Linked DNA regions of Homo sapiens: region 2 is linked to region 1. A link is an interaction called in ENCODE POLR2A ChIA-PET data of the cell type or tissue named here. Cell type or tissue: PC-9. All regions are shown on one strand.

Region 1 (2,500 bases):
TCGAGGTACATAATCCTGCAGTATTAATGTTGTTTTCTCCTAAGTGGCAAGTAAAATCCAAAGCTTATGTTCTCACCACTGTTTTGATCAGTATGTCAGTAAAAGATAAAATGACTTTCTATTTATGGACTCTGGGATTCCTGATTATTTACAAAATTCCAATCTTGAATTTAGAGGAAATTCAGCCTTCTAATTTTTTTCCTTCAGTTTTAGTGTTACTTGTACTCTTGTTAAACTCATCGCTGGCATTTGAAATACAAGGCTTTTTGGAATTTGTTCCCTAAAATTTATTGCATTTGTTTAGTGGATTATGTGAGTGGCACAGAAATCCTAAGAAAGAGCTTAACTTTTCTCTGCAAAGTGTTTGCTGACAAATGCGATAAACTTTAGAAGACCACCTTCTAGGAAGGGCTGACATATCAAGGACAGTAAAAACAGTAGTACCAGACATTTCTGCCACAATTTTTTCGGTGGTGGGGGGGAACAGAAATCTATTAAATATCTCAGTTTATATTTTTGGTTCTCCCTGTTGGCTAGGCTGTTGTATTCCCATGTCCACAGCACGTTCCACTGTGGGAGCCTGGAGCTCTTAGAATAAACTTTGGGAAAGGCTGGGTCCACCCTCTGGGGATAAGGGAGCCAGAGGGAGGAAGGGGAGGGGGTAAAGGAAAAGGGAAGGGGGCGGCTGTCTTCCTGTGTTTGGATGACCTTTCCTTATGTTTATCTGGAGGGACTGGGCAGCCACGCTGTGTTTGGTGTCAGCCTGCCATGTTGTCACATGTGATCTCTTTCTTAGCTTTATGTGTAGAGAGGACCTTTGCCTCTACTGGGAGAACTAGATTTAACTCTGTGAATTATGAAAGAAAAAAAGTGTACCAGTCTGTTAGGCATTGGGGCCCAGAGATAGAAGTCTTATGAAACATGCACATATGCCAGTGTGCAGCAGATTCCCTAAGGGAAAGGCTTAGGCATCTCTTGGAGCTGTCTGAAGGCGGGCCCACCTGTACTTCTTCCTTCTTGCTGAGAGCTGGGCTGGAGGCTGTCTTGCTTCTCCTGAAGCCTCATCATTTAGTACAATGCCCTTCACTTGTGGATATTCCTTAACTATTTCTTGAATGCATGAGTGAATGGATGAATACATGAGCAGAGTCACAGAGAGGTGACTGGGCAACAGGCAGTGAGGTTCCTACAATACTTAATTGATTTGCCAGTCCCTGCTCTAAGAGCCCTAAGTAGCTCCACTTTAAAGAAACCAGTTTCAAGCCTCTCCGTCTCACATTCCTGGTGGGTGAATCACTTGTTTCTTATGGTTGGGTGAGAATAACACCTCTGGTTTCCACCTTTCTTTTTCATTTTAGTGCTGACCTCATCTGACCTGACCTTAGCTTGAATGTTATTTTCCCAGAGAAGCTATCCCTTAATCATCCTACTCTCCTCCGCCTGAATTAGATCCCCCCATATACCTCTTACTAATCTCTATTATCTTCATAGAATGTAATACAATTTTTAATTATATTCATGTGGGTGATAATCCATCCTATGTCTGATTTCTCCACTAGATTACAAACTTCTTGAAGATAGGGGACCATATTTATTTTCTCATCACTGTGTTCTTAGCACCTGGCATAATACCTGGCATATAGGTACTATGGCATATAGGCTTAATACCTGGCATATAGGTCCTCTATACACATAAGCACTCAGCAAGCCTGTGTTCAATTAATGAATGAGCAGATTAATGAATAAATTATATTTGGAAGGAGAATTCATACCAGGTTACTGAGCAGGGTTGGGGATAAAGATCAGAGTCCAAAAGCCCTATCCCAATCAGACCTTGGACACACTAACGAGTTTGAGATTCTGAAGAGGATGAAGTGCTTAGCAGACATAAGTGACATTGGGCATTTTACCTTTGGAAGCTAACTAGTAGTCTGGACTCCTGGGAGTACCAGAAACTTTCTCGTTTAACTCTACCCAAAGTAGCAACTTCTTCCACCTTCTCAGTAATAGCAGTATTCTTGGTTACCAGGTATCTGAACCACAGAAAGACTCTCGATGTTTTCCTCTTTTTCACATCACACAGCTTCACAATACCTCTTGTTAGTTTTTTCCTTTTCATTCCCATGAGGGCCTTTTGATCTAGTGAATTAGTCAGTTTCTTTCTCTTGCAAGTTCCAGACATGCAATTCCAATTAGCTTAAAAGCAAAAACGGGGAATCACGTTGTAGGGAAGTTGATAGGGACAACTGGCTTCAGACGTGTCTAGATCCAGCGGCTCAGATATTGCTCAGGACTCCACCTTTCTTGCCATCTCCCTGCTAAGTTTTTAAAATGAACACCTACAACTCCTGACTCACAATCTCCTCATAGCACCAGGAAGGACTCTGATTGCACCCATGTGACCGTTCCTGAATCTGTCACTGCAATGGGGAGGGAAGGAAGGCTCTGATTTCTTGACCTGGGCAATATGTTCAGCTTTCTGCCCCTTGTATGGTGGCCA
Region 2 (2,500 bases), 98 kb before region 1:
CTTTCCTCCCTCCCTTCTTTCCTTCCTTCCTTCTCTCTCTCTCTCTCTCTCTCTCTCTCTCTTTCTTGATCACCCACTCTAGAGTGGGTAATCATAATCGAAGCTCACTATAACCTCAAACTTTTGGGCTCAAGTGATCCTCCCACCTCAGCCTCCCAAAGTGCTGGGATTACAGGTGTGAGCCACCATGCCTTGCCTGATGGTCTTTTCTTCTTGCCTTCAAAATACTGAAGAAATTACTTACAGCTTTAAGGGTAAGATCACACTGGAAAACAAGTGTCCGGAGTTGTGCTAAAATTTCTCTTTTGGTATTTTCTAGATCATTTCTTCTTTCTTCAACATTTGTCACACAAACTTTGTAAAGTTCATTTGCTTCTTCTACCTTCACAAATATCACAGAAAAAAAAATAACACTAGAATTTATATTTTAAACAAATATTTACTATAGTAAAGCTAAGTTGAAATAACTGAAAATTCTGAAATCTTCTGTTTTCAAAATAATACTTCTGAAGTTAATCTGTTCTGGTCAGTGATTCAAAGGCAGTTGATTTTAATGGACAGCCATGTACAATTTATAATTAGTACACTGTCTATAAAATATTTGCTTCTATTTGAAATAGCATTTTATATTTATATTTACTATATTCCATATAATCTTACAGAATTTGTTCGTAAAATTACATTTCATCAATAATACAAAGCTTTTGCCTATCCTTGCTATCAGGTGCCTGAATTAGTACACATACACACACACACTTGCCTAAAAGGTGAACTTTCTTGTCAAGTAAAATAAACTACTGCCTTCTCTAAGACATTCTTTCACAAACTCCAAAATTCAGGTCTCAGCATAGTGGTTCTCAAAATGTGGATCTTCACCAACAGCATCAGCACGACCTGAGAGCCTATTAAAAAATGTTGACCTACTGAATGAGAAACTCTGGGGGATGGGCTTAGCCATGTTTTAACATGCCTTTCCAGGCAGTCTTGGCAGACGCAGAACTTTGACACCAAACTCCTGGCAGATTACCGCTAATTCAACTTGCAAATAAAAAAGAAAAAGATCGTTACTTTTTGGAGAGCCTCCTCTTCCAACCTTCGCTTTTTTTCTAGTTGCTTGTTGAGATTTTTTGCTAATCCGCCACTTGAAGACAGATGCTCCTCTTCTGCACGAAACATGGAAGACTTTGCTTTCTCATATTCATCTTGACGTTGCATGCATAATAATTTTGCCTTTTTGAGAGCATTCTCTGCTTCAAGCTACACCGAAAAGAGTATTAAACACAGAATATGAAAGAAATCCTACTGAACAAGTGTCTTTAGCATATTCAGCAAGATAGTTAAGACAATATTTTAGAAAAATGAGAGCAAGGAAGGTCAGTATATACTGCAGATTATTTTAAATGTTCACAAATAGGTACATGAAACTCCATTTTAATACTAACCATTTTATTTTGCTCCTGTTTCCAAAGCTCTTTTATTTCTTTCCTTTGTTTTTCCATTTCATTTTTCCTTCCAAGTAGAGGCTGTGAAAGGTATTTAAAATGGAAAAAGAGAAAAGCAATTTTCTAATGGCATGCCATTGCTTAAAAATAAAAGTGCATTATACATATAAATTAATCTTTACCTGCACAAATTTGTTAGCCTGGAGAGCTGCAATTGTTTGTTGTAAAAGGTGACTGCTTTCTATATCATTAAGAAGAGCATTAGTAAACAGAGACTGCAGTGGCATGAACTCCTAAAATTTAAAATTGAAAAGTAAATTTTACAATAGAAATGGCACTAGAATTCCAAACACATCACTACCCTTCTTCAAAAAGGGAAACTAAGTTTAGACTTTTGCCCCCAGAAAAATAACTAGTCAAAAACATGACTATGAGAAAAATATAGAAGAAAATTAATTATAATTAATCATAAAACTGGTTAGCAAAAGTAGTAGCTATCAAGACAATCAGTATTTGTATAAAATTGTAAATTTCTGGCTGGGAATAGTGACTCATGCCTATAATCCCAATACTCTGGGAGGCCAAGGTGGGTGGATTACTTGAGCTCAGGAGTTTGAGACCAGCCTAGGCAACATGGTGAAACCCCATCTCTACAAAAACATGCAAAAATTAGCCAGGGCATGGTGGGCACCTATAGTCCCAGGTCATCAGGAGGCTGCGGTGGGAGGATCGCTTGAGCCTCGGGGGACAGAGGTTGCAGTGAGCTGAGATCACGCCACTGCACTCCAGCCTGGGTTACAGAGTGAGACCCTGTCTTAAGACGAAAAAAAAAGCGTATTTCCTAGATTTTTTCATAATGGACATCCATCTAAACTTAAAATAATTTTGTCAATAAAAAGATCAGCATTTAAGTGCTTTCCTATATTAACTGAAATATTCTGATTTTGCAAATTATTGGGAGTTCATGAGTAGTTTCTTATTATAGAACCCCCGAAGTTCACAGAACACTTACCTGAATTCCAATGTTAGTTCTAGTTGCCTCTGCCAACTTGACCATA

The links. Peaks named below come from ENCODE experiments on the same cell type or tissue, not always from the same donor. Only the 100,000 strongest peaks of a DNase experiment are listed, where the experiment ranks them.
Region 2: POLR2A ChIA-PET joins it to region 1 with 7 read pairs; 1 of 35 experiments calls an interaction of 5 or more read pairs at or near these places.

The regions. Positions count from the first base shown.
Region 1 is chr1:94,299,111-94,301,610 of GRCh38, forward strand. The region is part of intron 2 of ARHGAP29-AS1 (ARHGAP29 antisense RNA 1); the gene reads left to right. It also overlaps a transcript of ARHGAP29 not described here. Among named protein-coding and RNA genes, the nearest start is that of ARHGAP29-AS1, 52 kb to the left of the region's middle. In PC-9, no CTCF peak of the experiment used is centred here; DNase peaks (open chromatin) are centred at 1,271 and 2,281; H3K4me3 peaks cover 971 bases; H3K27ac peaks cover 2,500 bases.
Region 2 is chr1:94,201,476-94,203,975 of GRCh38, forward strand. It overlaps ARHGAP29 (Rho GTPase activating protein 29), which reads right to left. Exons shown (of 23, transcript NM_004815.4): 8 at 2,455-2,500; 9 at 1,625-1,735; 10 at 1,443-1,523; 11 at 1,069-1,257; 12 at 245-382. Among named protein-coding and RNA genes, the nearest start is that of ARHGAP29, 35 kb to the right of the region's middle. In PC-9, no CTCF peak of the experiment used is centred here; no DNase peak of the experiment used is centred here; H3K27ac peaks cover 2,164 bases.